Linked DNA regions of Homo sapiens: all the other regions are linked to region 3. The links are chromatin loops, found by intact Hi-C in ENCODE. Cell type or tissue: heart right ventricle. All regions are shown on one strand. Region 1 has its middle 57 kb from the start of LRRC74B. Region 2 has its middle 49 kb from the start of LRRC74B. Region 3 has its middle 4.5 kb from the start of MIR649.

Region 1 (2,500 bases), 64 kb before region 3:
AGCAAGGAAAGCAAGAACAACCATGTGAGGCTACAAGAAACTGAAAAGCTTCTGTGCCACAACGGAAAAAATGAGCCCGAAGTTTGGACGAAAGTTTTGAGGAATCATATAACTGCTAAGGGGTTCTTACCGAAAATATACAACACATTAACAGTACTAAATAGCAATTTAAAACAACAACAAAAAATAATCCACCCCAAACTGGGCAGAGGCCCAGAACAGACATTTCTGCAAAGAGGACAAAAAACCCACACCGAGGAGTCCCTCGCCCCTGGTCAGGCGGCCACGGTGGGAGGGACACGAGAGGACACGCGCTGCCCAAAAGTGAAGAAGAGTGACCCCTGGGTCCTGATGGCAGGAACGAAGATTTAAAAATGCAGCAAGGCCCAATGCAAATCCTCCCTCTGAGGCTTGGACACGAGGCAGCCAGCCAGAACTGGGCCTGGCCCTGACTCCAACCTGAGCGGGGCTTCCCTCTCTCTCCCTCTACACAGGGGAGGTTCCCTCAGAAAAAGTCTTTTTCTGTTGTTGGTTTGGTTTTTTTTTTTTTTTTCAGAACTAGAAATGTATTTATTTATTTATTTATTTTTAATAAAAACCAAGATTTTTTTATTATTATTATACTTTAAAGTTTTAGGGTACATGTGCACAACATGCAGGTTTGTTACATATGTATACATGTGCCATGTTGGTGTGCTGCACCCATCAACTCGTCATTTAGCATCAGGTATATCTCCTAATGCTATCCCTCCCCCCTCCCCCCCACCCAGAAAAAGTCTTAAACCCCTAAAAATACCACAGTCTGCTACACTTGACACCCTCAAAAGCCTTCAGAGAATGAATACCACTGTAAAATAAATACTAAAACACTACAAGAGAAAGAGGAAAACCAGGGAGAACAGGAGAGGAATGAACAGAACATACCAGAAAACTAAAGCTTCTGTACTCACCATGCAGGAAAAATGCCAGGGAAAAGTGCATGGCAGCTTCCTCCTCAGCACTCAGGGCCCAGACAGGAGCGGTTTTCTCCCCAGGACACAGCTCCAAGTCGTCCAGAAGCCTCCGTGATGCCCCTCCTGGCGGGTCCTGAGGGTATCAGAGCTCCTCTCCTCCTCACGGTGGATGCCGCCACTCACTCCATGCAGCACCTGCGGGGAGAACACTGCAAGAGCACGATGTGGGGCAGAAAAGGTGGTTGGGGCGCCCCCTGATGGTCACGGTGCAGAGTGAAGAATGATCTCATCCCATGGTCAGCATCGGCCCAGGCTGCGGCCCCATCGCCCAGGAACTCCTCCCGCTCCTGCTCGGCGTGGGGTGCCACAGCCACCTCCTACTCTTCTGCTACTGTCAGTGCTGCCTGTCTTCTTGGTGCTCCAACGCTGACAATTTGGGGAGACATAAACACTTAGGCTATAGCAAGGAAAATCCAGAATGGTGGTGGAAGAGAAGGACTTAGCATCAGTCACAGTGTGAGACCAGCAGCAGCAACAGGACCTAGGATTCATTCCAATGAGAATCACCTGGAAATCTCCCCCAGGAAAAGAGATCAAACAGATTCCTGGAGGAAATGCTCTTGGGGTTTCTTTAAAGAAGCTAGTGGGACTAAGTAACACAAGACTGGGGCTTTTGTGGAAAGAGTGATGTCCACTAATAATGTCCTCTTAAGGACTGAACATCTCTTCCCAAATAGCTGAATGTGATCGGCAGTAGGCATCAGCTGAGACCTTTTATGACGGCCCTTGGGTAAGGAATCACTCAAGCTCCCTCACTCTTCCAGGGACACAGTTAGCACGGTGATGAAGCTCCAGCGCTCTCACCACCTCTAGACTCTGAGGGGCCATCCCAGCTCCAGAGCTCCCCACAGAAGTGGCTCTGTTTGTTGTAGGTGCATCACACCGAGGCTGGTTCTTTAAATTAACCCTGGGAGTGTGATGAAACCAGCAGTAAGTAGAAAGGACAGAAACAGGGAGTTGCTGCTACAAGACCCGAAAGTGCAGGAGGATGAGGGTGCACTCCTTCACCCCCACAGACACACACTAGAGGACCTCAGTCCCCAGCTTCAAGTGTCTGTGAGTGCCTAGGAGAGAGTCATGCCCACAGACATCCTGCATTGTAGGTCAACATCAAGCCCACCCAATAGCTCTGGTGCTCAATTCTCAAGAGATAACAAACAGCCAAACAAAACTTAAGGCTTTGATGTTTGGTGGTGACAGAGGCAGGAAAGAGCAGGTCACATGGAAAAGATAATCTTTGAGTAGTAAAGCAAGGAAAGATGAGCACACACATGACACTTAAAGGCCATAGATGATGGCTCTTTTAATTATGTCACTTTTTTTTTTTTTTTTTTGAGACAGAGTCTCACTCTGTCGCCCAGTCTGGAGTGTAGTGGCATGATCTCAGCACCGCAACCTCCGCCCTCCCAGGTTCAAGTGATTCTGGTGCCTCAGCCTCCCAAGTAGCTGGGATTACAGGCGCCCACCACTACGCCTGGCTAAGTTTT
Region 2 (2,500 bases), 56 kb before region 3:
TACAAAATGGTAGGAAAGACATAAAAAAACCTGGATTTATGATATTAGTATAGAATTATTAAGAGGAAATCTTGGCAAGCTCCCTGAGCAGTAGACCTTGTAAAAACAGGTGTACAAAATATATAGAGGGAGAGATCTGTGTTCAAGTAACTTTGATAAACTGGTTCAGTGAAATGATGTGGGTGTCATTATTACAGGACTTTTCAGTGCCTTTAATGTGACAATGTGCCTTGTGAATCTCTCTAAGTTTGGCCAGTTGTCAGAATCCCCCTGGAGGCTTCTCAAAATGACAAATACACCACAGGCCTATGGAATCAGAATCCTCAGAAGTCAGGCTCAGGAAACTGCAGTGTTAAAAGACCTGCCAGGATGATTTCTGATGGTCAGCTAACTTGACCCGGAGATTACAATTTATGACTATGGGAATTTCCCAAGCTTCTCTGACTCCTGAATATATCTGTTGGTACCTGCTGAAACTCTTCAGCATGCGTCAGTCTGGATACTGTTCCTAATTATATTTATTTATCTGTTGTCCTCCACTCACCATTAGGAAATCTGCTGTGGGAATCTCAGTTCAATCCAGATGTGTACATTAAAAGAGCCCGGTGCACCCTTCACCACAACCAGCCCAGTGTGAGGAGACAGATATCCCTGAGTGCTCCAAAGCAGATCATGCACCTCAGTCCCCTGGGATTTTTCCATTGCAGAGCCTCTGTTGGAAGATCTGGTTTTGTTCTGGGTTTTCCCAAGGATGGAAGGGCATGCAGAGAACCCACTAAGGAGATGTCTCCAGAGGCTGGAGCTGGGGCTGTCTGGGTGGGTACTGGGAGTCCTAAAGCAACCAGAAGGCAGTGAGTGAGTTCTAGAAAGAGAATGGTCTTAAAATGTGGGGGAGACATGGCTGTCTCAACTCTTGGTTCTGTCTGTACTCTACAAGATTTCAAGAGGCTGACTGCCAACGTACTAGTCACCTTCCTCCTAGGGTGCTCACTGGCTACCTTATTATCTTTCAACAGCCTCATGCTGATAGCACACCTTTTAAGAGGCAATATGGGGCCGGGTGCAGTGGCTCATGCCTGTAATCCCAGCACTTTGGGGGCCAAGGTGGGTGGATCACCTGAGGTCAGGAGTTTGAGACCAGCCTGACCAACATGGTGAAACCCCATCTCTATTTAAAATAGAAAATTAGCAGAGTGTGGTGGCCCATGCCTGTAATCCCAGCTACTCAGGAGGCTGGGTCAGGAGAATCACTTGAACCCGGGAGGCAGAGGTTGCAGTGAGCCAAGATTGTGCCACTCCACTCCAGCCCGGGCAACAGTGCGAGACTCTGTCTCAAAAAAAAAAGCAACAGGAGGTAACTGACAATCATGGAATTTGTTAAAATAATTAAATATAATCCCCATTTCTTCTCTAGACAAGTTATTCAACATATCTGAGCCTCAGTTTCCTTATCTGTAAGCTAATAGAATAAAATCTACCTTCTGCCATGGTAAACATTAAATAAATGACATTCCAAAATACCTAGCACATAGTAAGTCTTCAACAGATGTGAGTGATTTTTTTCTTCCTTGTTTCTTTCTTGCCCCAAAGAACTTTGCGTTTGAGAGTCAGCAGAAAGAGGATAGTTCTTCATTGGCCTGCAGTGTGACATTGGACTTCTCTCAGGCTCTAAATTCCTTGGGATACTTTTGGCTGAAAGTAACAGACTCACTCAAATTGACTCAAGCAGTGAAGGGGTGGGGGGAGATCTGATGCAGCCAGGTTTTGGGAGGGGCCTGTGAAGAGGGCCAGCCCCTCCACACCTGTGGGTATTTCTCGTCAGGTGGGACGAGAGACTGAGAAAAGAAATAAGACAGAGAGACAAAGTATAGAGAAAGAACAGTGAGCCCAGGGGACCGGTGCTCAGCATATGGAGGACCCGCACCGGCCCCGGTCTCTGAGTTCCCTCAGTATTTATTGATTACTGTTTTCACTATCTCCGCAAGGGGAATGCGGCAGGTGAACAGGGTGATAGTGGGGAGAAGGTCAGCAGGAAAACATGTGAGCAAAGGAATCTGTGTCATAAATAAGTTCAAGGGAAGGTATTGTGCCCGGATGTGCACGTAGGCCAGATTTATGCTTCTCTCCACCCAAACATCTCAGTGTAGCAAAGAGTAACAGAGCAGCATTGCCACCAGCATATCTCAACTCCAGGCACAGGGTGGTTTTCTCCTATCAGAATAGAACAAATGTACTAGTGGGTTTTACACCGAGACATTCCATTCCCAGGGATATGCAAGAGACAGAGGCCTTCCTCTTATCTCAACTGCAAGAGGCCTTCCTCTTTTACTAATCCTCCTCAGCACAGACCCTTTATGGATGTAGGGCTAGGGGACGGTCAGGTCTTTCCCTTCCCACGAGGCCATATCTCAGGCTGTCTCAGTGGGGGGAAACCTTGGACAATACCCAGGCTCTCTTGGGCAGAGGTCCCTGTGGCTTTCCACAGTGCATTGTGCCCCTG
Region 3 (2,500 bases):
TTAGGTCTAAAAGAAATTTGCTAAGGAGAATAGGGCCAAGTTTTGAGGAGGGTAAGTGTAAGTCAGGGGCCCAGATATCCGAAAGACCTTCTGGGGGATCAGGGACAGGGACTTGGGGGTTGAGCAGAGCACAGGTGGGTGGAGGAGGATAATTTACAGAGGGTGCAGATTTCAACTTTTTTTCTACATCTGATTTCTGTTCTTTAATATTGAGGAAGATTAAAGGAAGTCCCTAAAGCTAACCATATTTATTTTATTTTATTTTTTTTTTTGAGATAGAGTCTGGCTCTGTCACCCAGGCTGGAGTGCAATGGCATGATCTCGGCTCACTGCAAACTCAGCCTCCTGGGTTCAAGTGATTCTCCTGCCTCAGCCTCCTGAGTAGTTGGGACTACAAGCGCACGCCACCACGCCCGGCTAATTTTTGTATGTTTAGTAGAGATGGGGTTTCAACATTTTGGCCAGGATGGCTTCGATCTCTTGATCTCATGATCCACCCACCTTGGCCTCCCAAAGTGCTGGAATTACAGGCATGAGCCACCGTGCCTGGCCTATATTTCTTTGTGTCTTCTTTTTAATTTGATATTTCTCTAGTTACCAATAGGACGGTTGTTTGGGATGAAAGCACCCTTTTTTGTGGGGGGGGACGGTTTACAGATGGGGTCTCACTGTGTTGCCCAGGCTGGAGTGCAGTAGTGGCAAGATCATAGCTCACTGCAGCTCAACCTCCTGGGCTCAAGCGATCCTCCCACCTCAGTCTCCCACAAGGTTGAGATTACAGGTGTGAGCCACCACACCTGGCCAATAGCACGCTTTAATAAAAATACTTTTAGGCTGGGCACAGTGGCTCATGCCTGTAATCCCAGCACTTTGGGAAGCTGAGGCAGGCAGATCATGAGGTCAGGAGTTCGATACCAGCCTGGCCAACATGGTGAAACCCCGTCTCTACTAAAAATACAAAAAATTAGCCAGGCATGGTGGCAGATGCCTGTAATACCAGCTACTCGGGAGGCTGAGGCAGGAGAATCACTTGAATCCACGAAACAGAGGTTGCAGTGAGCCAAGACTGCACCACTGCACTCCAGCTTGGGCAACAGAGCGGAACTCTGTCTTAAAAAAAAAAAAAAAAAAAGCTTTTAGATTCAAAAGTCCAAATCTTCAATGTTATACCTACTTTAATTGTGACTCAAAACCAATAAGCCTTTTTATGGCTTAAAATCAGTATGCCTTTTCTGGCTTAACTGGAGGCACAGAAGAGCATCCCAAACAGGCTGGAAAAGATACAATCCCCCTCAAGATCCAAAGTCTTTTTCAAGATAGCCTAAGCAGGCAAATATCCTAATTGTTATCAAGGCAATGAAAGCTGAGACAAGTAGGACAAACTCCTCTGAGAGCTGGAACCGTTGGACAGAGACACTGTGTTTCTGATTCCTGGGCAGCTGGCTAGCAGCCTAACAAGGACTTGTCCTCCCAACCCCTGCAGCTGGCAGAAACCAAAGAGAATATTTCAATTGGTCACAGAGCCATGTTCTCAAGACATAAAACAAGATATGATAAACCACACAACAGAGACATGGAAAACAAGCCTTATTTCTGGGAGGCTGTGGGTCAATAGCCACTATGTATGCAGAGCCAAATACCAAATTCGGAAGTGTGAAATCAAATAATTCTTTTTTTTTTTTTTTTGAGACAAGGTCTCCCTCTGTCACCCAGGCTGGAGTGCAGTGCTGCAATCATGGCTCACTACAGCCTCAAACTCCCAGGATCATGCAATCCTCCCACCTCAGCCTCCTGAGTAGCTGGGACTACAGGTGCCCGCCACCATGCCGGGCTAATTTTTGTATACTTAGTAGAGACGGGGTTTCGCTGTGTTGGCCAGGCTGGTCTCAAACTCCTTTCTTAAGTTATCCAGCCACCTCAGCTTCCCAAAGTGCTGGGATTACAGGCGTGAGCCACCACCAAGCTGTTGGAACTTTACATTATTATGAGCCTCAGGAGGAATGTGGCCATGTGGCCTGAGGCATGGAGCATGCAGTTGCAACTTCTGCTTTTCCCTGTAAATGGTTAGAAATGTCTGAGCAGCATCAGAGATAAGATGACCTCAGAGCTTGACTTCTTCTCACAGAATGTTGAAACAATTTTCCTTGGAATGTAGCAAGCTGTACTAATGGAATCTAACATACTGGATTTGTACAGAAGATGTTGCAATCCTGCTGACACTGTTTCTGCCTCTATGAGTGAAACCTTAGCTTCCCCACTTTGGAGCAATGACCCCAACCCTTTGGAAGCTGTTTCCTGGGTGTCCATCCTCAAGCTTTGCACTAGAATAAAAATCATATTTCCTTTGGTTTTTTTTGTTTTTGTTTTTTGGAGACTAGGTCTGTGTCACCCAGACTGGAATGCAGTGATGTAATTATAGCTCACTGCAGCCTCCAACTCCTGGGTTCAAGTGATCCTTCCACCTTGGCCTCCCAAAGTGCTGGGATTACAAGCATAAGCC

The links. Peaks named below come from ENCODE experiments on the same cell type or tissue, not always from the same donor. Only the 100,000 strongest peaks of a DNase experiment are listed, where the experiment ranks them.
Region 1: a loop joins it to region 3, with 6 times the contacts of the local background. A loop is called at or near these places in 9 of 110 quality-filtered maps.
Region 2: it touches region 3 in a loop (6-fold over the local background); 9 of 110 quality-filtered maps call a loop at or near these places.

Annotation. Positions count from the first base shown.
Region 1 is chr22:21,101,677-21,104,176 of GRCh38, reverse strand. It overlaps the pseudogene BCRP2. Among named protein-coding and RNA genes, the nearest start is that of LRRC74B, 57 kb to the right of the region's middle. RefSeq lists enhancers at 1,296-1,345, 794-1,765. In heart right ventricle, CTCF peaks have their summits at 1,001 and 1,216 (motif pointing left); DNase peaks (open chromatin) are centred at 1,196 and 2,000; H3K27me3 peaks cover 1,339 bases.
Region 2 is chr22:21,093,608-21,096,107 of GRCh38, reverse strand. No RefSeq gene overlaps it. Among named protein-coding and RNA genes, the nearest start is that of LRRC74B, 49 kb to the right of the region's middle. In heart right ventricle, no CTCF peak of the experiment used is centred here; no DNase peak of the experiment used is centred here.
Region 3 is chr22:21,037,561-21,040,060 of GRCh38, reverse strand. No RefSeq gene overlaps it. Among named protein-coding and RNA genes, the nearest start is that of MIR649, 4.5 kb to the right of the region's middle. In heart right ventricle, no CTCF peak of the experiment used is centred here; a DNase peak (open chromatin) is centred at 1,427.